2 separate regions of the Homo sapiens genome follow, and region 1 is linked to region 2. The links are chromatin loops, found by intact Hi-C in ENCODE. Cell type or tissue: endothelial cell of umbilical vein. All regions are shown on one strand. Links, peaks and the distances in the headings refer to the core of each region. The heading gives the core; the rest is flanking DNA.

Region 1 (16,174 bases), core at 5,544-13,543, 54 kb after region 2:
AGGCATTTATAACACAAGCTAACACTTATTACAAATGTATATGTGTCAGGCCCATTTCTAAACTTTTACAAATCCTAACTCAGGAACTAGCAGCACCTCTATGAGATCCATATTCTTACTTCTCCCATTTTATAGATGAAAGACCTGATGCCCCCTCAAAAGAGGAAAAGTTGGCCGGGCAGGGTGGCTCACGCCTGTAATCCTAGCACTTTCAGCGGCCGAGGTGGGAGGATCACCTGAGGTCAGGAGTTCGAGACCAGCCTGGCCAACATGGTGAACGCTCATCTCTACTAAATACAAAAATTAGCTGGGCATGGTGGCGCACACCTGTAGTCCCAGCTACTCGGGAGGCTGAGGCAGGAGAATTGCTTGAACCCAGGAGGCAGAGGCTGCAGTTAGCAGAGGTCGCACCAATGCACTCCAGCCTGGGCGACAGAGCAAGACTCCGTCTCAATAAATAAATAAATAAATAAATAAATAAATAAATAAATAAGAGGGAAAGTTATTTGCTTAGACACACAGCTAGAGCATGGCAGAGCCAGGCTTTGAATCCCTAAACTCTGAGAGGTTTAACAAACTCACTAACATACCACTCATCGTTTCAATTTGATTTTCATCCAGCAATGGATAAGCCATTTTGGAGCATCTCCAGATTGAGCTTCTACCATGTGAAGCCCACCTGGGAACCGGATGCAGCAGCGCTCAGCAGAACAGCTGCCCTGGGAGGCACTGATTCTAGAAGGCCCCTGCCTGAACCCACTCAAACACCACGCGCTCTCGTGGAGCCCCTCCTGTGTCACCCCTAACAACCCCACAAAATAGGTATTTTTTTAAATCCATGTTTCCACATGAGGAAGCTGAGCCCGGTGAGACTGCCCCCCAGGTCTTCCCTAGAACCACAGTCTTTTCCCACCTTACTGCACCCCCATCCCAGACAGAGCCTTTGAGACGCCTGGGGCTGTCCACTCTCACCACGAATAAACTTGCTCAATGACGGATGAGAAGCCGCTCTCAACTCGCATTTCCTGGAACAGGCACACATCATTTCTATTTTCCTAATAGCCCACTCCCTTCTGAGGAATCAACCTCCACCCAGCCTGAAAGCTAAAGAGATTTTTCTAGAAAACTTCAAAAACATCCCATGTTTGAAGCATGTATTACATTTCCAAATATGTCTGTACTACATTTAATGACTGAATTTTTTTCTTCAGCCATGGAGCTAGAAGCTGCTGAACATAAAGGAACAGAAATATTCATGGTCTATGCTGGTTCCAGGCATAGAAAGCCCTAGAAATAGGTTAAACCATCAAGAGTATAGGAACCACAGCAACCAAAGAAGAAAACTAAAAATCAGCCTTGTCACTGGGTTTTGTGTCCTTTTGGAAGAGTGTCTAGGTGAAATGAAATCCAAAGAAAGCCTGGTAAGAAAGAGGCACACCAGGGCAGACCCCCAACCCCTGTTTATGATGAGTGGAAATGACAATGGTGACAGGAAATACTGCCTCGGCATGAGAAGGATGACATTTACACCCACAGCCGGGTAGAGGGCACGCAGGACTGGACCCCACAACTTCCCCTAATTTGGAGGTACACAGGCTGGAGGCTTCCTGATGGAGAAAATCAGAATTACCCCATGCCAGTCTGAGAGCCCAGCCCCATCACCCCATAAGCAACATCAAAGCAAGGCTGTCTCCACGCTTCTCCACCCTTTAGTGACTTCTCACTAAAAATGATGGGGTCAGGCGTCTTTACAGTATTGGACTGGCTTCCCCGACCGAAATAGGAACTCTGCTAACCCTATTGGAATATAAGCTCTGTAATATCCATGTCTGTGTATTCCTTGCACACTGTTGTGTCCTCAAACCTAGAAAAGTGCCTGACACAAAAGAGGTACTTGCCATTCTTTTGTTTACTCGCTAAGAAACCAAATAAACAGAGAAGTGAAGACATAAATTTATTCACCCGGCACCTGGGGCATCTGTCACAGAGAAGATGCCAATGGGGACATGAGCTCCTCATGCTGGGGCAGCCGCCAGCTCCAGCCTCTGCCCCTCCCTGCGTAACTCTGAAGCTGCTGGGCTGGGAAACCAGCATCTTCTGGAGAGGTTTTAACGGCATCCAGGTAAACAAGGAGAATCACTTCTGGGGAGACCAGCCAGAGTCAGGTTAGATACGGTTTTTATTTCAGGATAAACACGTGAGGAAGAAAGCATAAAAACTGTGAGACATTCTAAATTAGAAATGCAGAGATGATCGAAAGATGATGGGTAAATAGAATTACATAGATGGAATTCATATATATACACATATATGTATTCATATGTATATGTGTACGTATATGAAGATATATATGGTACAGAATGCAAGAAATATACAATGTTGCCTTCTTCCCCTCAGATCATTTGTTTTGTTTCTGGCCAGTGAAAAAATTATATGAAAAAAATGGAAATTCCTTCTCTTTATTTGAATGGCTTCCCATAAAATATGAGATTTTCTACATGGAACTGAAACGTTAAGCATGTAAGGCTCTCAGCTGCAAGAGAGAGTTCTATAAGTTGAATTGCGTCCCCAGAAAAGATGTTGAAGCCCTAACCCCAGGACTTGTGTATATGTGACCTTATTTGCAAACAGGGTCTTTACAGAGCTAGTTCAGTTAAAATGAAGTCATCAGGGTGGGTCCTAATCTGGTATGGAGTCAGAAGAGGGGGAAATTTGGACAAAGAGATGTGCACACAGGGAAAATACCAGGTGAAGATGAAGACAAAGATTGGGGTGAAGCATCTACAAGCTAAGGAATGTCAAAACTCACCAGCAAACCACCAGCAGCAAGGAGAGGGCCATGGAACAGGTTCTCCCTCGCAGCCTTCAGAAGTAACCAACTCTGCCAACACTTTGATCTCAAATTTCCAGAACTATGAAGCAATAAAGTGCTGTTGTTGAAGACATCCAGCTTGCGGTACTTTGTGATAGCAGCCCAAGGAGCATAATACAGATAAGCACTGGCTTAAGCACAGAAAGCAGCAGCATCAGGACTCAGTTCATCCAGGTTTCTGTAAGTTCTGCTTTCCGCAGTCTGGGCTCCACTCCCCAGCAAGTGGTCACTATGTGGTGGAAGTGGTCACTACGTGGTAGCCCCCAGAAGCCCCTGACTTACAACTTCCCAGTTTCAAGTCCTCTCTTGGAGGAGGGCTTCTCTTCCCAGGAGTTCCAACAAAAGACCTGAAATCAAGTTTTAGTGACTTGAATCTTGGGGAAGGGGCCAGCCTCCACCACACCACAGGGTCTGAAAGAGGGATGAAGATTTTTCCTTGTGGAAAATCATTACCAATTATATATCATTACCAAAGAAACAGCGGGTGGAGGCTGAATGCCAAACATGCAAACACACGAAGGTATCTGGAATACATTTTAACACAAGGGATCTGTGCATCCATCCAATCAACAGGTATTTATTGATTCATTCATATTTCATGAGTGACTATTATGTGCCAGGCACCATACTAGTAGCTAGAAATAAAACATATAATGATCCCGGCTCTTATGGAGTTTATATCCAAGCAAGGGGAAATAGTTGATAAAATACAAACCTAAAATGTAAATTATATAGGATATTAAAGGTACTGTCAAGCTCTAAGAGAAAAGAAAATGTAAAGCAAGTTCAGGAAAGTGTCCAGTTTGTGATGTTTGGCAGGCAAAACACAGCATGCTTCATTAAAAAGTAACAGTGAAATAAATATCTTTTAAAAAATGAGCTGGAATAACTATATGGGTATCAGAGAGAAGAGTGTTCCAGGCAGAGAGAACAGCTTGTGCAAAGGCCTTGAGACGGAGAAGTGCCTGGAAGTTCAAGGAACAGCAACAAGGCCAAGCAGCTGAAACAGAGAAAGCAAGCGGGGAAAAGAGTGAGAGATGAGGTCCAAGGTCACAGGAAGCCAACTCACATAGAGCTTTATAGGCCAATGTGTGGACTTGCACTCATGTTGAACGATGTGGGGAATTGTTGCAGAGTTTTGAGCAGAGGAGCGGCATGACCTGATTTGCATTTGTAAAGGACCTCTTTGGTCCCTTGAGAAGGATGAAGGAAGAAGATCAGTTAAGAATATTTGCACTGATTCAAGCAAGGGATGATAAGGGCTGTGTTCTAGATATGTTGAAGATGAGATTGACAAATTTCTTGATGAATTGGATATGAGATGTAAGAGAGAGAGGAATCAAAGATGACTGCAATGTTTTCAGCCTGAGCAACTGAAAGGGTTGACTTGCAATCATTGAAACAAGAAAGGATGCAGGGAGAGCAGATTTGGGGTGGGATTGGATTAGGAGTTCTGTTTGGAATGCATCAAATGTGAGGTGAAGAAGTTCAGGAAATGCCACCTGAAAGCTGATGCTTTGGTGTGCCGATTACTTTTAACTGAGGGCATTTGGGGAGCAGCAGATGCAGGCAGAGGCTTTCTCTGAGCTCCCCTTATCTGCCTAAGGACAGATCCTCCAAAAGGAATTCAATTGTCATGAATTCCTTCCCCAGGAATCTCATCAACCAGGGAAGAACACAGGAAAGGAGATAAGATTGACACCAGCACTGACAGACCATCACTTACTCCTCTCAGGCAACGTTTATTACCTGAGAGACGTTTAACAAGACAACATTTATTTGCCACTCATTTCCTCCCCTCACCCTCCCATAACTTGTTCCGCTACCACCCCCCAGAAGTTCCAAGTCCCTATTCCTTTCTGTAGCTGAGGATGCTATACAAGCTTCAATCACTTAACCTCTCAAGTCTCATATTTTGTGGGACTCCCATGTCCCACATAATTAATGTATTAATTAATTAATACATAATTAAACGTAGTTTTTCTCCTGCTATTCTGTCTTATGTCAATTTAATTCATAGCCCAGCCAAGGAGCCTAGAAAAGTAGTGTCTACCAGAGAATTGGTGAGTAGAGAGGTCAAGCAAGAATAAGCAAACACCTAGAGGGCATTTGGGCTGCAGAGATGAAGTTTTTAGTAGAGACAGGGTTTCACCATGTTGGCCAGGCTAGTTTCCAACTCCTGACCTCAAGTGCTCCGCCCACCTAGGCCTCCCAAAGTGCTAGGATTATAGGCGTGAGCCACCACACTCACCCTAAAATAATTTCTTAATAACTCCTACCACACTAGCATTCAGTCCATTGCAAGAAGATATTTGAAACTTAGAGACTGGGTGAGGTCACCTAGGAAGTATATATAGATAAAGAGAAACCAATCTGAGTCCTGGGGTGCTCCAACATTTACCACCTCCACGGCTATCACCCAGGCCCAAAACATCCTCAACTACATTTCAGCAGCCTCCTAACCAGCCTCCCTGGTTCCACACTTGCCCATCTCCATTTATCTCCACACAGCAGGCATAGTGGTCCCATCAAAATCAGATCCCACCACTCCTCTGCTCAAACCCTGCAAGGGGCATGCAGATGTGGTACATCCATATAACAAGATCATATTTGTCAATAAAAAGAACTCGGGTACGGATACATGTTCCAATGTGGATGAACCCTGAAGATATTATCCTGCATAAAATAAGCCAGTCACAGAAGACCCTATATCCTGTGGTCCATTTACGTGATATGACCAGCATAAGCAAATCTGCAGACAGAAAGTACATTGATGGTTGTCAAGGGTTAGGGGAGAGAGGAATGGGGTGTGACTGTTAATAGGGATGAAGTTTCTGAAATTACACAATTCTATGAATATACTAACAACCACTGAATGGTACACTGGCCATGAGTGAATTTATGGTACATGAATTCTATCTCCATAAAGTAGTCCCGCCTTATCCACAGGGATTACATTCCAAGACCGCCAGTGGATTCCTGAAACTGTGGATAGCACCAAACCTGATTGCCATTAGTCAGAACGTGGAACATGTTTCTGTTCATGTCTTCTACCCACAAATTTAATGCTTTTTCCATCTTAACTAAGCACTTGTCATACATCATGGTCATAGCTTTTGCAGTTTGAATTGCGACAGCAAAACTAGTAGGAATTTCTTTTTCCTGATTCACAATTTCACAGTTTCACAGATAGAACATTCGTTCTTTTTCTTTCTTTTCTCTTTTCTTTTCTTTTTTTTTTTTTTTGAGATGGAGTCTCGCTCTGTCACCCAGGCTGGAGTGCAATGGTGCAGTCTCGGCTCACTGCAACCTCCACCTCCCGGGTTCAAGTGATTCTCCTACTTCAGCCTCCTGAGTAGCTGGCATTACCGGTGCGTGCCACCATGCCTAGCTAGTTTTTGTATTTTTAGTAGAGACAGGGTTTCACCATGTTGGCCAGGATGGTCTCAATCTCTTGAACTCGTGATCTGCCACCTCGGCCTCCCAAAGTGCTGGGATTACAGGCTTGAAGAAGGTTCATTCTTACTGTAGAACTTAACAACGTCAGCAGATGTTTTTTTTTCCGTCATTGAGAACTTTCACCTTTTCACTTGAAGGAAGCACTTTATGACTTCTCTTTGGCATATCTGAATTGCCAGCACTGCCACTCTTGCACCCAGGGGCCATTACTAAGTAAAATAAGGGTTCCTTGAACACATGCACTGCAATGCTGCCACAGTGGATTTGATAACTGAGTCAGCTACTAAGTGGCTAAGAGGTGCAATTTAAAATATGAATTATTTCTGGAATTTTCCATTTTATGTTTTTGGACCACAGTTGATGGCTGGTAACTCAAGCTGGTAACTTTTGGAAAGCAAAATTGTCAATAAGGGGAGGGACCACTGTAGAGCTATTTTAAAACTCTGCCCTGGCTCCCCCTACTATGCAGACAGAAGCATCATCATTCAAAGCCTCACATTCTACCGACGCTCTCTCCCCAATCTCTGATCTTCACTTCTCCTACTGTCCCCCTCCTGGCTCCTCCTGCCCCAGCCACTGTAGCCTCCTTGTTGTGCCTCAAACATGCACACTACAGACGCAAATCTTTGCACCTGCTCCTCCTTCTCCCTCCATTTATCTATGTCATTACTATGACATATGTCACTACTTTACCTCTCTCAAGTCATCATCCAAACATCACCCTGTCACTTGCCAAAGCGGCCCTCCTGGCAGCCCACATCTGCCCATGGTGGTGGTATACGCTCCCCAATCACTTTCTTGCTTCATGTTTCTTCATTATCCTTCTGATTATTTAGGCCACTAGATACTTATTCATTTTGTCTATTACCTGCAACACCAACTAGAAGGTAACTTGCACAAGGGTGGGAATTTTCACTGGATGTATTCATTGTCGAATCCACAGGACCTAGAACAGAGGCCAGCACCCAGAAGGCACTCAATAGACATCTATCTTCAGTGGTTATGTGGTTATTTCTGTGCACTGTCTTATGGGCAACCAGATTTCTTTTCTGAGGTTGTTTGTTGTTTGGGGAGATTTTGGGGCCTTGCAAGTTTTGTACAATGAATATACATTACTTAGATAGTCAGGAAAAAATGTTATATAAGGGGGAAAAGTCCTACCACTGCTGCCACTGCCTGTGGGATGCAATCCTGAACTCCTTAGCAGGCGCTGGCTTTTCCAAAGTCAAAGCTCTTCCTCCCCTCCCTTTCCACTGCCCTAGGTCAAAATGAATCCAGTGGAGTCCTGGTTCCCCGAGATGAAAGTAGATGTTCTCTGAAACAAAAAGAGAGAATTCCCTGTGCTTAAAAATGGTTAAACAGGTTTTGTCGTGTTTGGTTTGGTTTGCTAAGAGCCTGCAGTAAGCTTTGCACATCGTGGAACTCTAAGAAGGCCACATAGTGGGATACCCACCCTGACATATTTGACCCCAGAACCTCCTCTTTTACTGGCTCATCTCCAAGGACTCGAGTTCCAAGGAACAAGTCCCAGGGACGTCGCCCCCATCAGACAGGACACTTGGCTGTGCAGCAGCCCAAGCTCCTGGAATCCTCTCCCCTCCTCCACCTGTAGAAACTCTACCCATGCTTCACAAGACAGTCCTGCTTGTGCCCTATCTAGGAATCCTTCTCTACTCTCAGCCCCTCATTCCCCTGTGTTTCTACAGAACATCACATCTATGATGAAAGCTCTTATCATGGTCATTGCTCCAGCTGTCATCAACAGCTGTCATCAACTGGTGTCTTCAACACCAGACTGCAAGCCCCTCGGGTGCAGCAATGGGGCCTCCTCCACATGGGTTTCCCAAGGGCATGGTGTGATGCTGGGCTCTGGGAATGTTTATGCCCCAGAACTGCCACTTTGGAGGCAGGTGGGCCTCCCTTCTTGGGGTGAGCAGCCCAGCAAGCAGGCCGGCGAGGAGCTTCATGCAGCATCCTTTCCGCTTCCCCTTCTCAGTATCTCTGCCTAGGGACAGAAAGTCCCTGGAAACCTAGGGGTGAGGATCTTGGGTGTCTTTTTCTTAGCTGTTCTCTTTATCTTTGGAATTTCTTTAAAAGGCTGTTTTTTAATTTAATTTTTTATTTTTATTTTCATTTTTATTTTTTTTTGAGACGGAGTCTCACTCTGTCATCCAGGCTGGAGTGCAGTGGCACAATCTTGGCTCACTGCAAGCTCCGCCTCCTGGGTTCACGCCATTCTCCTGCCTCAGCCTCCCGTGTAGCTGGGACTACAGGCGCCCGCCACCATGCCCAGCTAATTTTTTTGTATTTTTTTTAAAGACAGGGTCTCGTTCTGTTGCCCAGGCTGGAGTGCAGTGGCACAATCACAGCTCACTCTAGCTAATTAGAAAAAAAAAATTGTAGAGGAGGGGGTCTCACTGTGCTGCCCACGTTGGTCTCAAAATCCTGGCCTCAAGCCATCCTCCTGCCTCAGTCTCCCAAAGCACTGACATTACAGGAGTGAACCACTGCATCCAGCCAAAAGGCTGTGTTTAAATCAGAGGACCCGGTATCTGGAATTAACCTGGCCTGGCTATGATGGTGTCATATTGAGTCTGGCATCTTCTGTTAACTTACTGGTTGGCAAAGGAGCTGTTTGGAAAATAAAAACTGCCTTCTCTGTGGGAAGAGGGTCGATCTGCTGTGGGGGTTGGGGGGAGTGGAAAGCACCTTAGATTGAGAGTCAGGAAGCTCACATTTGAGTTTTAACAATGTCACTAACATTATAAAGGTTTAGGGCAATCACCTAACTCTTCCAAAACTCTAGTTCCTTAATTCTAAAGTGGAAGAATTTTAGGGATCCTTCACAGCTCTAAGACTAAAGATCAACTTAAAAAGAATAACCCTTGGGGTATCTATTTGCAGAGAACTGTCTTTCTTTTTCCTTTTCTTTTTTTTTTTTTTTTTTTTTGAGATGGAGTCTCGCTCTATCGCCAGGCTGAAGTGTAGTTGCGCAATCTCAGCTCACTGCAAGCTCCGCCTCCCGGGTTCACGCCATTCTCCTGCCTCAGCCTCCTGAGTAGCTAGGACTACAGGTGCCCGCCACCACGCCCGGCTAATTTTTGTATTTTTAGTAGAGACAGGGTTTCACCATGTTGGCCAGGGTGATCTCGATCTCTTGACCTCGTGATCCACCCGCCTCAGCCTCCCAAAATGCTGGGATTACAGACGTGAGCCACGGTGCCGGGCCTGCAGAGAACTGTCTTTCAAAACGTTCTAGTGACCACATAGTACAGTCTCACACAGGGAGGCTCCGTGGCCTCCACCACCAGCCAGCAACGTCAGAGGGGATTGTTCACGCCCTTGCTAGTGTCTTCCAAGATGGTCCTTTGAGAGGTTTGTAGTAAGTTTGTAGAATACTGGTGAGTCGGTCAGGGACAGCTTGAGTATGATTCGCAACCCCCAAAACCACCTCCCTATGGGCAAACCGTATCCACAGAGCACATTCATAAGCCTGATTTAAAATACTCGCTCCTTGTGCCTCAGCCATTACTCTCTTTCTGTCCAGGTCTCTTATTCTGACTTAGTGGAAAATAAGGTTGTTACAGCAATGGCTCCATTCGTCCTGTGGGCAAGAAACTCATGGAGAGAATTAGTCAATTCTTCCTGGACATTCGGGAGCTTCTGGGTGGAGGGAAGACTGCGAAGCAGAAACAAACAGAAATCCTAGAGAGGCAGTCATCTGAGCATTCGTCACAGGGGCACTCCTAGGATCCACCCTCAGAAGCCGTGAAAGGCCCATTGATCTGGCTGGGGCAGGGAGTGGCCCTGAGCTGGTGACATCTCAGGCGAGGAAAGGCACAGATGTCTGTGCTGGCTGTGATAAGAGGCTTCTCAGGAAATCTGAGTCACCTCGGGCCGGCTCTTCGAAGCATAGAGGCCCAGCAAGCACCACAGCCTGGAGGCAAAGCTTCCTGCTAGCCCTGGGACCCTGGGACTTTGCATTTCCTGTTGGTGTCCTTTGACTTGGGCAGCCACCACCCCTGGGAAGTTTTCCAACACCCTCACTCATGCATTTTGAACCTGGTGTTCACAGCTCTTTGTCTCTGCTCATCTCGCTTTTGTTTCCTCTGGAATGTTCCAAGCCCCCTGCATCACCCCATGCCAGGAATCTGACATCCCAGAGTGGAAGCCGGCTTCATGTTACTCACCCCACCCTGTGATTTCCTGATGGAGGATCCGGAGACCTGAACTCTGGTCCAGGTTTACAGACAACTCATAATCATGGTTGAGGCCCCTTTCTAGGCCTTACTGTTCTCATACTTTTAACTGGGGATGGGGGCAGGATGGGAAACTTTTGGAAAAACAGACTTTTTAAAACTGGAATGATGCTAGACATTTATTTGCTACTACCTGCTGGCTGCTGCCTGTCATTTCATCATTACATAGAAAAGAAATGCTCCAACATTTTGTCATGCATTTACTCCTTGGTATAAGGGAAGGATTCAAGAAACGTCTTATGGAAGCAAAAATAACAGTAAATTATGCAAAGGCACTGGTTCCCTTCAGGGGCTGGAGTAAGACTGGTGAGAGTCGTGGGAAGGGAAGAAGCACAGAGAGAAGATTCCACTTCACGCATATTTTTTAGGGTTTGGCCTAAATAAAAGGACTTTCAGAGATTATAAGAGAATATTTGTGTTTAAAAAAAACACGTTAGATAAATTTAATAGAGTTAATTGAGCAAAAAATTATTCAAGAATTAGACAGACTCAGCACACCCACAGTGACTCTGGTGCATGGTCGGAGAGGATTTATAGACAGAAAAAGAAAGTGATCTACAGAAAACAGAAACAGCTAGGCTGCTTACGGCTCCGTGTCTGCCTGATTTGAACACAGTTTGAGCAGTTGATCGCCTGTGATTAGCTGACACTCAGCTGCTCTGATGGGCTGACACTGGGCTAGTGGCTACAAGCCTCGGTTACAGTCTCTGTACACATCCAGTTAGGTTATCATCTGCACAGCGGAATGTTTAGGTGGAACTTAAAATATGTAAGGAGGCAGCTTGGGCTAAACTTGTTAACATTTGCTAGAGAAAAAAAAAAACATCTGGGAGTCAACCAATCCATCTTTGATTTCTCAACTATGGAGACCACCACCTTGAGCATCTTCTCTAAGGTCCCGTAGCCAGGAGTAATACCTGGTATCTTGACTTCATAGCCCATGACATTGGACAAGCCTCTCAACCTCTCAGGTCTCAATTTCCTCAATTGTCAAACAAGGATGACAGTAGGATTGTGGGGAACTAATGAGTATATTTACTCGATTTTGAAACAGTAGGTGTGCAATAGATGTTACATTGCCATCATCATCATCGTCATCATCATCATCGTCATCATCGTCATCATCATCATCATCATCTCACTATCACTACAGCTGCTGTTCCTGCCACCCAGGTCTCCCAGCAGCAGGTTGTCCCCTAGAACCACACCCAAACCATCCTCCTAACCAATGCTGTGCACCCTTCAGTAAGACTTTTCAAAAATGGACATAAAACAAAATAGTTCTTAAATGAGCCTACTTCTATTTTTCACATCCCCATTTCCCCAAGACGTACCTGTGCTCCAGATGGAAAACCATCAATTACAATCCTGCTCCTTCTGCGGCAGGGCAATGGGGAGTCACCCAAAGGAGCAGCGATGCTCAAGCCCCCCACAGAAGGACCCCCAGACTCCCAAAGAGAAATGGACGTGAACGTGGGTGAAGTCTTGGGCTGATCAGAGAGCAAGCAGGGCCAAGGGACATGAAGACAGGTGTGTTCTTAGAGACTGGTCACAGGAAGGAGCAGACTACCTGCCCCCTGCCCCCTAGTCCAAGCCTGGTTCTAGGTTAGAAGCGAATCAGCTGGAAGAGGAACAGCTGCTGAACAGAAAGCACAGCCTTGTGCCCTCCCAGAGAGCAAGGCATGGCATGCACAGCCTGCCCCAGGCTGCTGCCAGGGCCACCGCGGGGGGTCAGCTTCCATTGCTGAGCTGTGCTACGCCCTGGGAGCACCAATCTTTGTCAAAAGAATGGATTTGTGCAGCTAAACCCCACAGGGCCTGGCCATTGTGGACCTGTCTGTCTGCATTTCAACTCTGGGCTTCACTCTTTGGTGAATGTGAATCTCCAGCGGCACAGGCAGCCAGAACAGAAACGCCACGCAGTCTCACCCTGTCATGCCAAGAGCTTTGTCCGCTTTGGGACAGAGCCCTGTGCTGGGAGTCCATTGGGGAGACTCACAGGGATCCAGAAACCTGCTCCTGCCCTCAGGGAGCCTGCTGTGTAGCCTGGAGAAGGAACTCATAGGCATTTGCAGTACTGTCTATCTTGGGGTCTGTCATTCTCATCTAAATTAATGTTAACAGCACTAACTTAGCCTTTCTTACATGGGTGTGAAAACCACCAACATTCCTGGTATTAGGAGGTGGGCCTTCAGGAGGTCATTGGGTCATGAGGCTGGAGCTTGATGAAGGGGATTAGTGCCCTTATAAGGGGATAAAGAGACCAGAGCAAGTGTGCTTGCTCACTCCCCTTCTCTCCCTCCCTCCCTCTCTCTCCCATCCTCCTGCTCTCTCTCCCCTACTCCTCCCTTTCTCCCTCACCCACCCCCTCTTCCTCTTTTCCTTCCTCTCTCCCTCCCTCTCTCCCTCCCCCTCTCCCTCTCTCTCTCCCTCTCTTCCTCTTTCCCTCCCTCCCTTCCTCTCTCTCTCCCTCCCTCCCTTCCTTTCTCACTCCCTCTTCTCTCCCTCCCTCCTCTCTCTCTCCCTCCCTTCCTCTCTCTCTCTCCCTCTGCAGATGCCTGGCCATCTGCAAGCCAGGCAGAGGGCCTTCACCAGACACTGATCTCTGCCTTCCCATCTTTCAGAACTGCAAGAAATGAATGTCTGTTGTTTAACCCACATCTTGTTACAGCAGCCCACACTGGGCAAGATAGTGCTATCCAAAGAAAAGGTAACAAGTCCAATTATTCACTACATTTTCACATATTTGAAAAGCGTATGCAAACAGTGTGTTCCCAGTAGTCCTTTTTTTTTTTTTTTCTGGAGACAGAGTCTCGCTCACGCCTGTAATCCCAGCACTTTGGGAGGCTGAGGAGGGCGGATCACGAGGTCAGGAGATCGAGACCATTCTGGCTAACATGTTGAAACCCCATCTCTACTAAAAATACAGAGTGGTGGTGGGCGCCTGTAGTCCCAGCTACTCGGGAGGCTGAGGCAGGAGAATGGCGTGAACCCAGGAGGCGGAGCTTGCAGTGAGCCGAGATCATGCCACTGCACTCCAGCCTGGGCAACAGAGCAAGACTCCGTCTCCAAAAAAAAAAAAAAAAGAAAAGAAAAGAAAAGAAAAGAAAGAAATTATATTAAACCACTCCCTGGGAAGTCAATTAATTTTCTGTAGAACAAGTGCAAAATAATACTTACCAAGAAAAAAGCTCATTAATTTGGTCACTAAGAGAAGAAACCAAAATATAGACACATCTTCTAAATTATACCCAAGTAGCAAAAACAGTACACACTGTTTGTAAGATGCTGGAAAAAGAGACTCCATGATAAATGTTGAGCTTAGCATAAAGCAGTTGGCTTTTATTCTAATTTATTAATAGGCAAATTCCTTTATCAGATGATATTGTTGGATACTATAATATCAGTAATACCACGTATAAGAGCACTTACTACTGACAGTGACTGCAGATGTTTTCATCTGTAATTTGTCTAAGCCAGTGCTTCTCAACAGGGGTCAATTTTGCCCCCCAGGGGACATCTGGCTAAATCTAGAAGTATTTTTCATTGTTACAGCTGAGGAGGAAGAGGGACAAGAGAGTGCTACTGGTGTCTGTGTGTCAAAGCCAGGAAATCTGCTAAAATCCTACAGTGAAAAAGCCAACCCCCAAAAAGAATTTTCTGACCCAAAATGTCAGTGGTGCTGAAGTTGAGAAACTCTGATCTCAACCACTAATACACAGAACATGAACCAGCTGTATGAGGAGAGACAGAGGAGGGGATGGGGGGGGTGGAGGAGAGGAGGAGGGAAAATGATAAATGAAGGTCTTGAAGACTTTTTGTTCTTTTAAAATTGATGCTGTAGAAGAAGAGATGTTGTTGTAGCTAAGATAATGATTACTTTCTGATTCATGAAGCTCAGAAGGCATCTTGCCCTCCATATGATGAAAAGCTAGATATTGGTACAGCCTGCTTGATTAGCAGAGGTTAGGCCAACAACTGACTGTCGAAATAAATCATGAAAACTGGGGATATGGTCACATTGTGGTCACTGAAAGTTCATCTTTTAAACTTCTCTTGCGAAGAAATGAGCCCAAGTTCACGATTCTCCTTTCCCACTCAGAAGAATGCAGTCACTCAAAGGGAAAAGTACTTACTTGGGGTTTTGAAAGGAGAACTCAAGTTAATTTTTTTTTCTTGATGAAAGCTATGTCAGGAAAGGCCATTTTTACCACTTCAAGTTAGCTTAACGTGGGTGATATATCACATTGATATTTTGAAGATGGATTTTTCAAGGCAAAAGCAACATTCCCACTGGGAGGGAATGGAGTTCAGAGGTGGGCTTGCTGCCATTTGGGGGCTCTCTTATCCACCTCCTAACTTCGTGCTTTGTAGTTAACCTTGTGAGAGAGAGCAGGGGGCAGGAGGCCTTCTAACAAAGCTTAACTGTGTTAAAATAATTAATTGGGAGGCTATCAGGCTGAGGCAGCTGCAGCATCTTGGGTTCCTACGTAAGCAAATCAGAACCCAACTCAATGCAAGCAGTGAAATAAAACGTAAGCCTAACCAATCAGAAACAGCCAACTAACCTCTATCTAGGGACTCTCCACTTTAACCAATCAAATATTTTCTTTGTCTTGCTTTCTTAAACACTTTATGAAAGGTTCTCCTGAAGCCGCTGCTGTGTAGCACCCAAACACCTGTCATCCAGTGCTGCCCAGTTCATGAACTGCTGAATGCTCAAATAACGGTGTTAACATTTTAATGCGCCTGAGTTTATCTTTTAACAACTCTTTTGCTTCCCCTTCATCTTTCTCTCCTCCATAAGAAGCTTCTAATCTCAAGTGATAATATTTCAACCCCACAATGGGAAAGAGACCAGCCACCAGGAGAGTGGAGTAGACAATCCTGCATGGGGTATCCAGGCTTCTGAGCCTGAAGTAACTTCATAGAGTCCCACACACCCTTCAGGGTTAGGGAGCAGCCACATGTTTGTTCTCCCATGTAGCACAGAGGGGAGCAGGGATGGAGCTGAGAGCCAGCAGACCTGATGTGTGAAGGCCAGGATGCCAAAGCAGATACAGTGGGGACCACATGACTCAAGACCAGACAGGGATAAGGACACATCACTGGGTACCAGTGCAGACCTATTACATCCCTATGACTGACATCTCTCACCACTACCCCACTCCACCCCTGCCCCACTGTTAGATAATGGGTGTCCGAACTCAGATACCTTTCCTGAAGGACACTGGGAGGTGGAAGAATTCTAGACTTAAATTTAAGAAAGAAACACAGAAAATTCTTGAAGTGACTGAGTTCTCAATTGGTAAGACTGTGCTTTCTGGTATTAAGTGAAACTGAACCTCAGGATTGAGACTCTAGTCTCTAGCAATGATAGTAATACTATAATGATTATAATAAACAAAGCTTCCTTTCTTGCAAAGCCAAGTTACAAGGCTTGAAAATGGGAGCCAACCCCCACCCACCCTACACACCAAATTTGTGCAGAAATGTAGAGGCTGAAAATAAAATGTGGATTTTTATTCTATAGATGGGGCAAACAAAGCTCAAGTGCGTAAATACTTACCCTGGAGTCACCAAC
Region 2 (15,941 bases), core at 1-8,000:
ATCACTTGCTCAATAAATACTTGAGCACCGACTCTGTGCCAGGCCGTTGCAGGGCTCTGGAAATATAACGGCAAACACAGCTGACCTCACCCAGGTCTCATGGGACCTCCAGCCTCACCATCCTACCTCTGCTGGTCCAGGGACACACGGTAAACTGGCCACATGAAGAGGGGTCTCCAACGGGGCTGCTTCACAGTAGAGGAGCCATGGCTGAAACTGGGGTCAGCAGCTACTGGACAAACACATCTGCTCTACTTGAGAACACCAGCAGGGTTGTCATGGGTAACACCAATGAAGAGGAGATCTGAATTTAGGGGAAGCTGCCTGCACTTGGAATTGAGAGGCCCAAGTTCCAATCTCGAAAGGGCTCTCCTCCTTCCATAATTATCTAATCAACTAGGGAGCATAGGCCTAAGCCTATGGGAGCTTAAACAAGCTCCAAAATGCAAAAATGTGAGCAAGAGACCTTGGCACATTGAAGGCCACCTTTCTTCCTTCCACAAGTTAGAACTTCTGGAACTAACTTTGCTCTCCATAAAAACCCTCCCCATTGGCAGACACACAGAAACAACCCCAAGGGTCAGGTTTTTAACTTGCCTGAAATCCTGTGGCCTCTCACATCCCTTTGTCTACCAAAAATAATGGAATGCTCCAGGTGGCTGACCAATTGAATCTAGAAAGGAAGTGAATTGATACCATGAGCTTTGCTGGGCCCCCAGCAATAGAAGCTTCCTAGAAAGGCCATAGATGGGGTTGGAATTTCCATTGGCCCTGGAATATAGGGCCTGGGAGAAAAGACAAGGTCTCAGCACCAAGTCCAAGGTCTTTTCCATGCCATCTGCTGCCCTGAGCAGTGTGCTAACAAGAGTGGGCACCTGTATATTCTGGCCTGCCCCATAAAGAAATCAGATAATTGTCAGGCTCAAGGCAGAGAATATGGGGTGGCTTCAAGCCCCACCTAACATGAGGTATTCCTTCATCTCCATCTGGCCCTGCCCAGCATGCCCCCATGTTCCCACACACATGCTCAGAGCTGGGGACAGGCCCAGCCTAGCCATGCCTTACAGATCTAGGACACTGTTGTGGGGTTTGCAAGCACCACAGTAGCTGGCTGAAGCCTTGGGTTCCTGGTGAGAGACAGAGGGAAGGTGATGTGGGGATGTGTAGTGAAAGAAGAAGACAGAGGTTTTCCTGATTGCTTGACAAACATAAGCCCAGCCCTTAGCTTCAGCCCAGGCTCTGACAACATCAGATCACAATAAACCTCAGGTTGTGTTTACTCCCCTTCCCTGGCTCTACCTCCCCTGGTTTCTCAATCTGTCTACTCTTATCTGGCACTGATAATGTGTGGGCTCTGAAAATGTGCCCTTTGGTCTAAAAGTGTGGGGATTCCAAAAAGCCTCCAAGAATGAATGACTCAATCAAGGCTGAAAAGAGCCACATTGTCCAGATGTGTACATCTGCTTGGACCCAGCTCGCAAAGCACTTTAACCATCTTTTCACAACCGCTGTCCACATGGAGTGAGGCTGCAGGGCCGGCATTCCTACTCCTAGATTCTCATCTTCCTGGATGCATCGTCAGTCCCTGGTTGGGATTCCACCACCGAGAGCTGCGCTGCTCCATGTGACTCCTCCACTGCCTCTGAAGACCCCCTTTAGGACCCAAGGATCAAAATCCCTACCTCAGGGTGCCCGTCTTGTTTTCCCTGTCCTAAAAAAAAAAAAAAAAAAAAAGACTAAGGGACTGGTCATACTGCTCTGGTCTCATTCCAAAGTGGCTCTTACACTTGCTGTTGATAAACTCGATAACTGCTCCTTGTTTAGGTCTCACCCGACCTCTATTCCAGTTAGAGGGCTCCTGGGCCACCCCCAAATATCTGGCTTGCCCACATCTGCACTGCGCCTTTGTTTATGCAGTTACCTCCTTGAACACTTTCCTGCAGCTTTTTTTTTTTTTTTTTTTTTTTTTGACACAGTTTCGGTCTTGTTGCCCAGGCTCTAGAGTGCAATGGCGCGATCTTGGCTCACTGCAACCTCCACCTCCCGGGTTCAAGTGATTCTCCTGCCTCAGCCTGCTGAGTAGCTGGGATTACAGGCACCCAACACCATGCCTGGCTAATTTTTTCTGTATTTTAGTAGAGACGGTGTTTCACCATGTTGGCCAGGCTGGTGTCAAACTCCTCACCTCAGGTGATTCATCCATCTCAGCCTCCCAAAATGCTGGGATTACAGGTGTGAGCCACCGTGCCCAGCCTCCTGCAGCCTCTTATCTGTCATGCAGACTAATCTCCTTTAAGACATGCTCCCAGGCCACTGCTAAAAAGGCTGCAGAATGTGGAACTATTTGATGTCCTAATAGCCCCTGCCAACATGAAAATGACCAGCAGGCTCAGTCATGTTGCCGAGGTTAAACTTCAACTGTTTAAACGCCAACCGTGGAATTTGCAAATGGGTAAATACCATACTCTGTACAAGGAGCCAAAGAATCTGCTCAAAGCAGCTGCTCAATGTGTGTCAGACGGGGCCTTAGTTACAGAGCAACACAGACGGACTAACAAAATACATATTCTGATGTTTCATGAACCTACTACGTCAGGGAGACTAATTGAAACAGCTCTCCTGCCAAGCAGACAATTCCATATGCAGAGGAGATAAATAAAAAGAGGCTGCGGGCTGTGGAACATTAGAGAAAGCCAGGTCCCTCTGAGAGATGTAAGTTAAATATGTTTAGTGTAACCTGAGATACCCCGGGCCTCTCCAGCTTGGACAGACCGATGAGGTTACATTAGGAATAACCTGCATTCCACTCCATGCCCTGGCTGCTCGTGATGAACTTCAGGCCTTAGCAAGGGCTCCATGTCTATTTCTGGGAGTGCCAAGGATGTCTCTTGGTTCCTCATGAGCAAAGCTGGTCCTGCCAACCACCCATTGGGTCTACCAGACCTGGCTGTTTCTTGTCCATACCCAGAGCGGTGGGACCTTCTTGTTGATGCATTGTGAAGTCAAGATCTCGCCCCACTTTTTATGTGTACCCCAGGGCCTTCCAGGATTTTTAGTGAAAGAGCTGTTTGAGAGTTTGAATCATTGATCGCCACGCACATGGCACTCAGGAAGAGCTGAACCAAGGGACAAATCTGAGCATCAGACATGGCAGGTCATCCTCCTCCCCCAGGATCAGCCTCCTCCCCCAGTGACCAAGGCTTCATTACTGGATCCAGCTGCTTCTTCTCTGGCGGAATTCATATAGTCATGGCTGGTTAAGTCTCGGTGTTAGCCAGACCTGCGAGTCCCAGCTCGGGCTTAAGCAGAGTTCCCCATTCAAAGGAATTAGACTCTTTTTCTTTGTTAAATTGCCTTAGGAGGTAATGCTTCTGGACCACAGTCACGGAACACAGACAATTTCTACCACAACATCAGATGTTAATGATATCCTAGGCTCATGCTTGTGTTGTTATAATAGGCTGAGAATTAAATTAATTTAAACAATGATATCTATAGAAAAATTATTTTGCCAGGTGCGGTGGCTCATGCCTGTAAACCCCAACACTTTGAGAGGCCAAGGCGGGCAGATCACCTGAGGTCAGGAGTTCAAGACCAGCCTGACCAACATGGGGAAACCCCATCTCTACTAAAAACACAAAAATTAGCCAGGCCTGGTGGCGGGTGCCTGTAATCCCAGCTACTCAGGAGGCTGAGGCAGAAGAATTCTTGAACCTTGGCAGTGGAGGTTGCAATGAGCAGAGGTTGTGCCATTGCCCTCCTGCCTGGGTGACAGAGCAAGACTGTGTCTCAAAAAAAAAAAAAAAAAAAAAAACCCACACACAGAAAAATTATTTTAATTTATAGAGTGCATACTTTTCTAAAAACTATTAAATGCTTAGAAATTTTAAAAAACCAACTGTGCAACCTTCAGTAAGTTACCATACCACTCTGCCCTTGAAGGTATTAAAAGAAATAACCCCAAATTCCAATAATCTCTAGCACTCAATGAGTCTCTGTAATCCATACTTTCCCAAATATAACCTAGAAAGAAACACCCATAAAAGAACAAAAGAGATAAAAAAATTATTGGAGGAATTTATTGCCTGCCTCCATGTCTATAAACGTTCCATGGACACAAAATACAATCATTCAAATTCCCTGGAAACCACCTATATTTTTCGAAGAATTCATTCTGGCCAACAGTTGGGAACCAATAACAGGTCTAGAGCTCCTAATTTAGGCAGCTGTCCCAACATAAAAGCACAAGAGCCAGAGGTGAGTTCTCCAAAGCTGCACCTGTGTCTGCAAACGTTTACACAAGACCCTTGAATGGAGAACATGCCTTGTAGGGCAAATTCAACTTTTCCAAATGACACTGCTATAAGTTACTACATCTCATCCTCTACATCTCTGTGAGGGATGATGGATTAGTATTAACTGTCTTGCAAATACACATACAGAAACTCAGGTAAGGTCAGCCTTACTCAGTAGATAAACCCCAAACATGAAACCAGCTGGGTCAGCCTGTCATAATTGGATCCCTCTTGCATGTAAAGACAAAGGTTGTCTGCTTGGAGATGGAGAAGAGTTCAGCATAGCTCGCTTTGGGGCCAACTCAGAGCAAGGGTGAACCAATCCTAGCTGTCCTCTGACAAATAACAGCTGGAGTCCTGCCAGGAGCTCCTCCCCCAAGCACTTGGTTCCACAAGGCAAACCCCAGAGAAGTACAGGGGAAAAGAGCTCTCCATTTCTCAGCAGGGGACACCCTGGTCCCCACTGCCACTTTGTTTGCCCTCCAAGGGAAAAACCTCTCAATACCAGGTCCAGGAGCAGCTGGATGGGATCACTCAGAACCCGGCCGAGAGCTAATTCCCTCTTGGCTTCAAAATCCATCCTATGCTTGGAGATGCTGGGGCTGGGATTCTACAAACCACATTCTGGCTTTGTGCCCTGATAGGCTCAGCCCCCAGGGGGAGCTAGAAGGAATCTGCTAGGCTAAAGGAGGAAGTAGGAAGTGGCCCCTTGCTCACTTCCTGTTTGCTTCCTGTTCACTTTCTATCAGCTTCCTGTCCCTTGCCAGACAGGTTGCTAACCCTAGCAGTGCTTTTTCTTCACCCAGGCAGTGGCAACTCCTCCCAGAAACATTTCAATGCAGTTTTTGGTTTTTCCAACACTCACAAAAGCAGCCTCATGGGGGTCCCCTCAGAGACACCAACAAAACATCTCCCCTATTCAGAGGAGGGGGCACCATCCCCACAGGACTCTCCTCAGAGCTCAGAGATACCAGCTGCATTGAGTGGCATCCCCACTCCCCCACCTCAGAAGTCTGAGATTCAGCCCCATGTCCCTTCTCCAAGCAACCACCTTTCAATGAGTCCAGCATCTTCCCCTTGTTCCCAAGCCTCAAGTGTGATGCCTGCTTCCTGTGGTGCTACCTCCATGGATACCTTTGTATTCCCTTCCTGCCCTTTACTGTCACCTGGTTAATCATTCTTTATATTATCTCTAATAAAAGAGCTTGTGTGATTTCTGTCTCCTGCCTGGACCCAGACAAATCACCCACATTTTGGTCCTGAGAATCTGCAGCAGAGACTAGAGCCAGGGACTGCCCAAACCCACCAGAGAGCAGTGTGGGAGGGGACACACTCACCCACCCACCTACAGCTTGCATTCTGATCTGGTTTCTCTTAGCCAAGCTCCGCATGAGCAAGAGCAAGTTCAGATTTAAAGGACACTGTCAAGTGAGTGGTAAATGGAGCTTAACTTTTGTACGTTCTTGGGGAATGGCTGCAGGGACCCCTGGCTAAAACATTTGCATGTTTCTCCTTGTTGGTCAGTAGCGAACTGTAGGGAGCATCCTCATCATAGGCTTGCGGGCAAAGATGATCTTGTTATAGTTTTCAGTTGGACAGTCTCTGGAATCCGCATGTAAGTGTGTGGGTTCTGGGATCATGGTAGGAGCCATGGCCAATACCGAATAAGCGCCCCACATTGATAACGTGGATTCTGACAGCGTGTCCCTGAACACAGCTTTGCCAGAAGACTTGGAAGACTTCCTCCTTTTCGGCTGAATGACGCTGGAAGGTTTATTCTGCCTTGATGCCCAGGGTCTTTCCTCGAGGGCACGCATGCATTCCAGTTCTCTAGTTTTGCTTTTCTCAATGAGTCTTTTCACTGTCTGAGAGGTATAGGTGACATAGGCCGGCCAGGGGTCATGTTTTTCAAGTAGCTTCCGGGGAAGTCCAGTGTTTTCTGTGAGTCCTACCAACAAAGAGAAATGCAGGCCATTTAGAGGCAGTCACATGCAATAGCTTGATTCTTCAAAAAATGGGAAGGCATTGGAACCAGATTTTGAAGTCCTCCCTATTTTGCACCCCTTGTATTCAGTAGGAATAAAATCCAATTCAAAGTGGGGGAACAGAACGACATCCTAGAAAGTCTATCAATTAAACAACGAAAGAATGGTAAGGAGCAAGAGACAGAGTCAAACAGATCTGATTGATTTTAAATATTTGCATAACCTCAAATTGTTTTACCCCTGAACTTCTATTTTTTCACCAATAAAAATGGTTAGTCTAAGGCCTGAGAACTAAAGAAAGTAATATATTTCAAGGGCTTGGAACAGTACACTTAGTGCTTGAAAGCATGGGTTCTGTACTTGTCTGCTCCAAATTCCTACTCTACCCTCTTCATAGCTGTGAACCTTGAACAAGTTTCTTAACCTTGCTAAACTTCAAGTGCTTAATCTGTAAAATGGTGATTAGAATAAGACAAAGTTCATGGAACTTTCTTGTGGATTAAAGATAACTTATGTTAAGCTTTTAGCACAGTGACTAAAACCTTCGGCTATGTCTCCCAGCCTAAACTCTTTCATTTACTTCTAGTTACACCTTATAAGGTAGGTATTCTCCCATTTAATAGAGGACGAAACTGAGGCTGACTAGCTTGCACGACTAACAAGTGGTGGGTTTGAACTCAAGCTTAACAAGGCTCAAAAAAACCAAAGCTTTTCACTATGGTTGCTGGCCAGAAGTTTGGGGTGTTTGCCGAGGGGGGTGGGTGTTGCTAGAAATTCAACGCATTAGTTTATCAAGCAGCCTGTTCCTTTACAGATCCAAAATCATGGGCATGTCAGTCCTTCCCATCTTTCATTAGCAACGTCACTCTATTTAGCAGAAATGATTCAATTTCTCTCCTGCAGCTGCTACCTTCCTCTGTGTTCTTATGTGGTGCATTCTTTCCCTAATTCTATATTTCTTTGGTCATTTCAACTGGAGTTTTGCAGGGAGGAGAGTTAAAAGAGTCATCTTGCCATCTCCAAATTGAATGCAGTTAAAAAAAAAAATGCCGTAAATGGGGATAATCAAGTGAAGTGTAGGTCGTATAGTTATTCCCACGCTGCCTCGTGGCTGTCCAGGAGCTGGAGCTTGTCTGGGGACAGATCTGTCAGTAAAGAATGTGCTGTAGAAGGATTCCATCTCCCTGTAAAAGTCATGTGTGACATTACCTCTCACTAGAAACTTCCCAGCAAGGCCTCCAAGCACAGACTGTTCACCCTTGCCTCCTCCAAGCAAATGTAAGATCTTGTGGGATAGGGCATTTGCATGGATCTGGCAGAGTCCAAATTCAAACGCCTGGAGCAAAATGAGCAGCAACCCCGTTCCATCTCCTGAACATGCTGTGTTCTCTGCCACCATAACAAGAGTGGCTGCCCGCACTATTCACAATAGCAAAGACTTGGAACCAACCCAAATGTCCAACAATGATAGACTGGATTAAGAAAATGTGGCACATACACACCATGGAATACTATGCAGCCATAAAAAATGATGAGTTCATGTCCTTTGTAGGGACATGGATGAAGCTGGAAACCATCATCCTCAGCAAACTATCACAAGGACAAAAAACCAAACACCGTTATGTTCTCACTCCTAGGTGGGAATTGAACAATGAGAACACTTGGACACAGGAAGGGGAACATCACACACTGGGGCCTGTTTGTGGTGGGGAGAGGGGGGAGGGATAGCATTAGGAGATATACCTAATGTAAATGATGAGTTAATGGGTGCAGCACACCAACATGTCACATGTATACATATGTAACAAACCTGCACGTTGTGCACATGTACCCTAGAACTTTAAGTATAATAAAAATATATATTAAAAAAAAAAAAGAGTGGCCGCCCAGTGGCCTCTTCCCACTGCGAATCCTCCAACCCTAGACGGCCCCAGTGCAGGAGCTTCCACTGGTAACACTCCCAACCCTACCTTCTTCTTTCTTCATCCTTCTTGCATCCATCTTCTTTTTAATATTTACTGATTTCTTAACATCACAGGTTCAGATTCCTATGGGAAAATACACTTGTTAGCCAGAGCCTCCTCAAACTGGAAAGCAATTAGTAGCCACCCTGGGTGGGGGTGGTTCTAAGTCCTATATGGTCACTGCATGAGGCTAAGATGACTCCACCCCCTGAGAAGAGGACATGTTTTTTGTGGAGCTGGAGACAGGCCAAGTGAGCCCCGCAAAGGCCTGCAGGCATGGCCTTGCTCAAGAGCTGTAGACTGTCATGATAGTCTCTGGGTGTTCTGCTTTCCAGTCTCCTAACTTTAAAGGAGAGAGGCTGGGTAGGCTGGGGGCTGTGTGGAGGCTGGTCCACAGAGGGGAAGTGAAAAAAAAAAGTCCCCGTTTCAAAACCTTTCTATCTCCTCTACCAGAGTCCAAGAGTGGTCACATTACTACAAGCACGACATCCAACCTGCACTTCTCAGCCTGGAATGACAGAAGGTAGCAGAGATGGGCAGTGGCCAGGAGTCAGCTACCAGGGCCCCAAGCCCAGGCTGAAACATGGAAGTCTAATGCTCTATGCAACCATGCAGGGGGGAAATCTGATGGAAACCATAGTGTAGTGGTTCTCAAACTTGAGGCTGCATCCACCTGGAGAGCTTGTTAAAGCCCAGATTGCTGAGCCCACCTCCAGAACTGCTGATTTAGCAACCGCTGTTTTAAGCCAAAAGGGGGAAAGAAAAAAAAACTACTGGAGATTTGTAAGGTTATATTATTAACTACCTAGAGACAAGAAATGAGTCCAGGAGATCTTTTTGGTTCCTTTCCAGCTCTAAGACACATGCGTATGCCTAAGAGTTCATTACATTTCTATATTCGATTTTGCCATCTCTTTGGCCTTTAAGCACTTAAAAGTGCCATGAAGCATTTCTACTATCACCTGCAAAAGCCCATTGAGAAAGAGTCTCAGATAATTCTGAACAGCTCCCAGATGATGCTGGTGCTTTTGGTCTGGCGATCACACTTTGAGAACCATGGGTCGAAGGCAGTGCTTCTCAAATTTTACCAAGTACTAGAATCACCTGGAGACCTTGTGCAACCACAGACACCCAGGTCCCACCTTAGAGATTCTGATTCAGTAGGTCTGTTTTGAGGACCTGAGAATCTGCATCTCTAAGTAACTCCTAAATGATACTGATGTTGCTGGCCTGTGGTTCATACTCTGCGTAGCCCTGGTTTAGACTGAGTAGTGGGTGTTAAGCCTTTTTTATCAGCTGCCACGTACGTGAGGGCTGACTCATTTCTGCATGGAACACTCCTCCGAGATAAGCAGTTCCCAGGTTTTTCATCCCCCTTTTTCCCTAATCAAGGAACTATTGTGGAATGGTAGTGAGTGTGTCATTGACAGGGTCAACTTTAAATTCCACTATTTTTATAGAGTAAATTATTCACACATTCCAGCATTTTATTATAACACATCTAACAAAGGATGGCATCCCGGAGATTCATTCATACTCCCAAAAAAATGCTCTTTTTGTCAAACCTATTTAGAGACAGATCTTACAGAGTCCCTGCTGTGGGTATCAGTGCCAATCTTCCACAGCAGTGCAGTTCTAGAAGAATTCACAATGTCATTATTCTGAGGCTAGGGAAGAAATAATGCTCAAATAGTCATCTAACGTAGAGAAAGTTTCATGTCATCATTTTTTTTTAATTGTAAGGTAAAGCATCTTAGTTCTCCTTCTAAGACCTACCATAAGGCTTCAGAATCTAAAGTCACCCATTCCAAGTCCCCCATAACACAGCACATGACACGCAAGTGGCCACCCAACTTGGGCCTGTCCACCTCTAGTGAAAATAGAACTCTTTACTTCTTCCATATTTTAGCATTGTTAGAAATTTCTTGGCTGGGCGCGGTAGCTCATGCCTGTAATCCCAGCACTTTGGGAGACCACGACGGGCGGATCACCTGAGGTTGGGAGTTCGAGATCAGCCTGGCTAACATGGTGAAACCCTGTCTCTACTAAATATACAAAATTAGCTGGGCGTGGTGATGCATGCCTGTAATCCCAGCTGCTCAGGAGGCTGAGGCAGAAGAGTCACTTGAACCCAGGAGGCGGAGGTTGCAGTGAACCGGGATCGTGCCACTGCACTCCAGCCTGGGCAAAGGAGTGAGACTCCGTCTCCAAGAAAAAAAAAAAAAAGAAAGAAAGAAATTTTTCTTCATCTTCTCATCTGTAAATAGGATGCCAGATGGTGGAAATATGTTTCAGCTGGCAGTATTTGGAGGGATTGGGAGTCATTCCTTTCATCATTGCTTCTAAGTTTCTAGTTGATGAACCCTGAAGCCTCAGGAAAGCCCAGTCTTACAAACATTTGTTTCCAGACTTGTGTGCATCTGTGTGACCCACCATCCTGCTCAGAGCCTCTGGCCAGGACTCACCTGACCCCTACAGCTGTGCCGTGTGGCTGATAGGACAAGTCTACGAATGGTGGGTTTTTCTCGTACCTGCTGAAGCAGGAACTAGGAAACGATAAAAAGAACCAAGGGAGGGAGTGTTTGAGACTGCCTCAAAACTCATGGGGAGGACTTGTTTGTTTGAAAATAACAGGAGACAAATAGTTGACATTAAGTCTGAAGAGAAGCTGTGGGCTTTTATAATTTCCTTCAATTCCAGCACAAAGGTTCCATTTTGTGTCCCTGTAAATGAAATGCAAACCAGCAGTCTACAGACAGAAACAGCATTGACGGGAGGGGCAGGAGGCAGAGCGTTGAAGCGGCTTTCTTGTTTTTCCTACAGACACAAAGCCCAAGTTCAGACTACTGGGCTTTCAGAGCCAGCTCCCCACTCCCCCGCTCAATCTCTCATCCCACCATTTTCAGAATCTAGTCTGACAGACTAGGTTTGGCCTAAATCATTCAATTACCTGGAACGTGAAACAATCAACCTTGATCACCTTCCTTAACTTCTTAGGACCTCAGTTGTCACTTACAAAATGAGGAAGAGGATGAACTCCTGTCCCAGAAGACACAGTTCTGTAATTTCTTTTTTTCTTTCTTTTTTTTTTTTTTAGAGACAGGGCCTCACTCTGTCACTCAGGCTGGAGTGTAGTGGCACGATCGTAGCTCACCGCAGCCTTGAACTCCTGGGCTCAAGCAATCCTCCTGCCTTCACCTCCTGGGTAGCTGGGACTACAGGCACACACCACCATAGCTGGATAATTTTTTTTTTTTTTTTTTTTAGTAGAGACAGGGGTCTCGCTATTTTGCCTGATCTCAAGTTCCTGGGCCCAAGCGATCCTCCCACCTCTGCGTCCCAAAGTGCCGGGATTATAGGTGTGAATCATAACACCTAGCCCACAGTTGTTTTAAAAATGTCTGGTAATTGCTTTCTTTGCCATGTCTGCTGCGAGAATGAAGACCGTTCTCAGCAATCAGACTGCTAACATTCTAGAAAATGTCAACATTACTCTGAAGGGACACACAGTTATCGTGAAGGGCCCCAGAGGGACTTCAATCACATCAGTGTAGAACCCAGTCTTCTCGGACAGAAAACAAAAAAGGCTCCGGGTTGACAAAGGGTGGGGTAACGGAAAGGAACTGCTACCGTTTGGACTATTTTACTCATGTACAGAACATGATCAAGGGTGTCACACTGGGCTTCCACTACAAGTTGAGGTCTGTGTATGCTCACTTCCCCATCAATGTTGTTATCCAGGAGAATGGGTCTCCTGTCGAAATCCAAAATTTCTTGGGTGAAAAATACATCCACAGGGTTTGGATGAGACCAAGTGTTGCCTGTTCAGTATCTCAAACCCAGAAAGATGAAGGAAACAACATTGAGCTTGTTTCAAATTCAGCGACTTTGATTCAGCAAGCCACAACAGTTAAAAACAAGGCAATCAGGAAATTTTTGGATGGTATATATGTCTCTGAAAAAGGAACTGTTCAGCAGGCCGATGAATAAGATCTAAGAGATGTCCAGCTACAGAAACAAGATGCCGGATGATTCCTAAGACCTACTTGTGATATTTAAAAGATGCAATAAAAGACCTATTGATTTGGAAAAAAAATGTCTGGAAATTAAAATGCTTCTAAACCCAGTGGTCCCCAAACTTTGCAGCACATTGGAATTACTAGGGATCTTGGAAAAATACAAATGTAGGTGCCCACTCCCAACATCGTGATTTGATTGGAATGGGATGCAGTACAGGCACTGGAATTAAAAGTGTCCCAGACAATTTCTCTGTGCAGCAAAATTTGGGAACTGCTGTTCTAGAATCTAAAACAAAAACAAATTGAAGATTTATAAAATATTATTATTAACTACTTAGAAACAGAAAAAGAACCGGGCGCGGTGGCTCACACTGTAATCCCAGCACTTTAGGAGGCCAAGGTGAGTGGATCACTTGAGGCCAGGAGTTCGAGGCCAGTCTGGCCAGCATGACGAAACCCCGTCTCTACTAAAAATATAAAAATTAGCCAAGCGCAGAGAGAGAGAGAGAGAGAGAGAGAGAGAGAGGTCCAGAAGATCTTTTTAGTCCCTTTCCAGTCCTAAGACACATGCTTTCACTCAAGAATCCCTGATTATAGTCAGCACTGCATCTCAAGGGCCTTTAAACATTTAAAAGGGCCATGAAGTATTTCCACAACCACCACCTGCCAATACCAAAATTGACTTAGATCAAAGAAGAAGCAGTGGCTTTAAAGTACAGAGCTAAGGAAACTGTGGCCGCCATGGGACTCTCATGCAAATCTAATGATCTCACCCTCTCTGGCCGCAAGCTGCATCCTTATCTCAGGAAACCATCTTGCAAAAGGATTTTACGGGTTCCAGGCAGGATTGATGGATTAGTGCTCTGGCACAAATCGACCCCACTCAGACTTTTTGCCCTACTAAGGCTGTGAAAGTAGTTCCATTTACATAGTCATGATGAGTGGATTATTATCTCAATCTAGTGTTTCCTAAACTGTGTCCCACAGAATGCAAGAATCTCTCCTCAAGATGTTAATAGGTATTACTTAAAGAAAAAGAAGGGGCCCATGGCAAAAGCTGCCCTATAAAGCCATACAGATTGTTCAACCCAGGAGTCGCCACATCTTCTAAATCTGCAAGATTTCAGGCCTGTCCTCAGTCAACTAAGTTAGAAAAAAAATGCCATGTTAAAAAAATTCCTTTGGAGCAGGATTTTCAGAGTCTGATATATGTTAACTTGTTCTGTAATTCTCCAAAAGGAAGACTGAATATGCAGCATCCCCTAATCTCATTTGACCAAGGAATCACTCATTCATTCATTCATTTAATGCGTGGGTCATCTCATGGAACTAGCAACCAGTGAAAAAATGTTCTTCTCCTGCCCTTGTTTTGGAATTGCAAGCCTCAGAGAATGTTATGGAGTAAGAGGATAGAATGATGAACTTGCTCAGGGTATAACAGGGTCTTCAATGAATCACCTTCCCTGAAATCAGCTGCAGAGTCCCCAAAACTGTCCCTATGCAGAAGAAAAAGCTCCACTGGAAACAAGACCTGTGTTCACTCTGTTCAGCCTCTTTCTTCTCTTCTCTGCTCCAATCTGCAAGGCTTCTTTTGTTTGTCTCACCTCCCACTTTTCTTCCTGAGCCATCCCTAAGTGTCTTGCCTGGCCCCAGAAGGAGAATCACATTTTCTCAAACAGGAGCCTGATGCAAACCCTCATTTCACCTCTGCATTTTATCCTCTTTGACCTTCCATCTCCTCCCTGCCCTCTGCTTTTTTCTTTTTTTCCTTCCCTCTAGCCACTCCTCATTTATGTTTGGCTAAAGAGGAAGCTACCACTAAAGCCAGAAGTGTCTTGAAAAGCTTATCTCTGAGATCTGGAAAGATGCTCCTGAGCAAGGATCCACTTAGCAGAACTTGCGGTTTCCATGCTGATCTCCACCCGAATGGGCCGACAAGAGACCCACAAAACTGCCCATCTCACAGGACCAGCACATGTGCTGACTCCCTGAACTTCAAACAGAAACGCTGGGAAGCACCGAGTGCACACCTACGGATTCTCAGTGGCGCCCCCTTCTGACTCTCTCCACTTCTTTACCCCGCCCCTATCCCATGGAAACTGTCACCATTGCCCCACCTCTAACAAATGGGTTCTGCGGGGTGCACACAAGAAGATGACCATTTCTTGTGCCTTTAGTGACACAGACACTGGGGACCCTTGGGAATCGTAGAAATGTTAAGGCAAAGGGCAATGGGAGTGGGGAGGGGCGAATTGGTCTTTCGGGAAAGAAGGCATCTCTCTCCCTCTCCCTATGCAATAATTTGCTGGACACGTCTTCCTCTCTAGCGCCTCTCCCCAGAAACGAACACACACACAAAGGAGAGAAACAAGTCCATTACCGCACTATCTTTAAAAAGTCACGTTGCATACAGTGGGCCATTTGGTAGTGTTAGCATGTTCTTATACAGACCGTGCCTCTTTCTGGTGGATCAGCTGTCTCTAACCACATCAGGGTGGGGAGGTGGGAGTCTGATCAGAATTGCTCATCTTCTAACACAGACTTGGCATTACTGATTCATCACTTATGATGGGAAGGAGGGGATATGTTGCTTCTTGATAATGCTTCTATACTTTATTTTCTGTAACGATTATATGTGTACGTTGAGGGCATTTTATTTTCCAATGGTGAAAACGCAGTTCAAGTACCTATGGCCATTCAACATATTCATTCATGCACACATGCACACATTCAAAAAACCTATCCTGAGCTCCAAACATTACTCTTCTAAGAGGGACAGGTCCTGCACTCACCCAGGACCCACTGTGGATTTTCCACATTTGCCTCTTACTTTGGGATCTACCCTTCTCAATGTCAAGGGTCCGCAATCCAGGTTTCCCGTGCTGATAAATCCAGACTAATCATTGCTATCTGTGTTACGAGAAACAAAAGCAGAGGCCTCCCAGTACATAGGACAATACATGTTCCATCAACCACTCTGCAGTCAGGTACTGACTAAGCATCTCATACATCAGGCAGGCACTGAGTCTTGGTTCAAGGAGCTCACAGCCCCATGAGGAAGACAGACCACCAGTTTCCTAATTCAACCTGGGTGGGGAGGAGTGTCAAGAAGGAGGTTCAAGAAGAGAAAATGGTTATGCTGGATCTCAAAGGGCAAAGGAAATGATGGGCAGTGGGCATGGTTTAAATGCCAGCCTCATTGCTTCCAAATCCTGAGTGAAGTGCTTCCCCACTCGGGATCCATGTTCTTCTTCCAGCATGCAGATAATATAGGCAGTTTCCAAACAGTGTGTTTTCTGCATGTGAATTATAATGCTGAATTGGCTGAAGAAACACTTTATAAATTCACTGCGGGAAGAAGCATTAGGCACTGTATACTTATCAGGTACAACCATGAATCTGAATTTTATATTTATCCAAGGAATATTCAATTACAAATATTAAATTCCCACTTTAAGATGACATTGGAAGGCCCATTAAGCATAAAACACATGTGGTCATTATCTATTGATCTATTATCTACAGATCAAGTTCCAAATTTAAAAATAGAATTTCCAGAACTAGCCAAGCAGGCATAATCAGAGGAGAGCTTTTCAACCTTTTTCTTCCATGGACATTTTTGGGGTAGGCTTGTACACTGGCAGACTGGACAAGTAAGAAAGATACGGAGAAACAAGC

What was found. Peaks named below come from ENCODE experiments on the same cell type or tissue, not always from the same donor. Only the 100,000 strongest peaks of a DNase experiment are listed, where the experiment ranks them.
Region 1: it touches region 2 in a loop (4-fold over the local background); 17 of 110 quality-filtered maps call a loop at or near these places.

The regions. Positions count from the first base shown.
Region 1 is chr17:15,480,689-15,496,862 of GRCh38, forward strand. All of the region lies in intron 4 of TVP23C-CDRT4 (TVP23C-CDRT4 readthrough), which reads right to left. Among named protein-coding and RNA genes, the nearest start is that of CDRT3, 18 kb to the left of the region's middle. RefSeq lists enhancers at 9,658-10,857, 10,147-10,441. In endothelial cell of umbilical vein, for the core only: no CTCF peak of the experiment used is centred there; a DNase peak (open chromatin) is centred at 10,223; H3K27ac peaks cover 2,244 bases.
Region 2 is chr17:15,431,958-15,447,898 of GRCh38, forward strand. It overlaps TVP23C-CDRT4 (TVP23C-CDRT4 readthrough), which reads right to left. Exons shown (of 6, transcript NR_037924.2): 5 at 8,251-8,328; 6 at 4,058-6,243. It overlaps CDRT4 (CMT1A duplicated region transcript 4), which reads right to left. Exons shown (of 4, transcript NM_001204477.2): 3 at 8,251-8,328; 4 at 4,058-6,243. The coding sequence starts at 8,281. The coding sequence ends at 5,816. It also overlaps the pseudogene RPL9P2. Among named protein-coding and RNA genes, the nearest start is that of CDRT4, 28 kb to the right of the region's middle. In endothelial cell of umbilical vein, for the core only: a CTCF peak has its summit at 4,939 (motif pointing right); no DNase peak of the experiment used is centred there.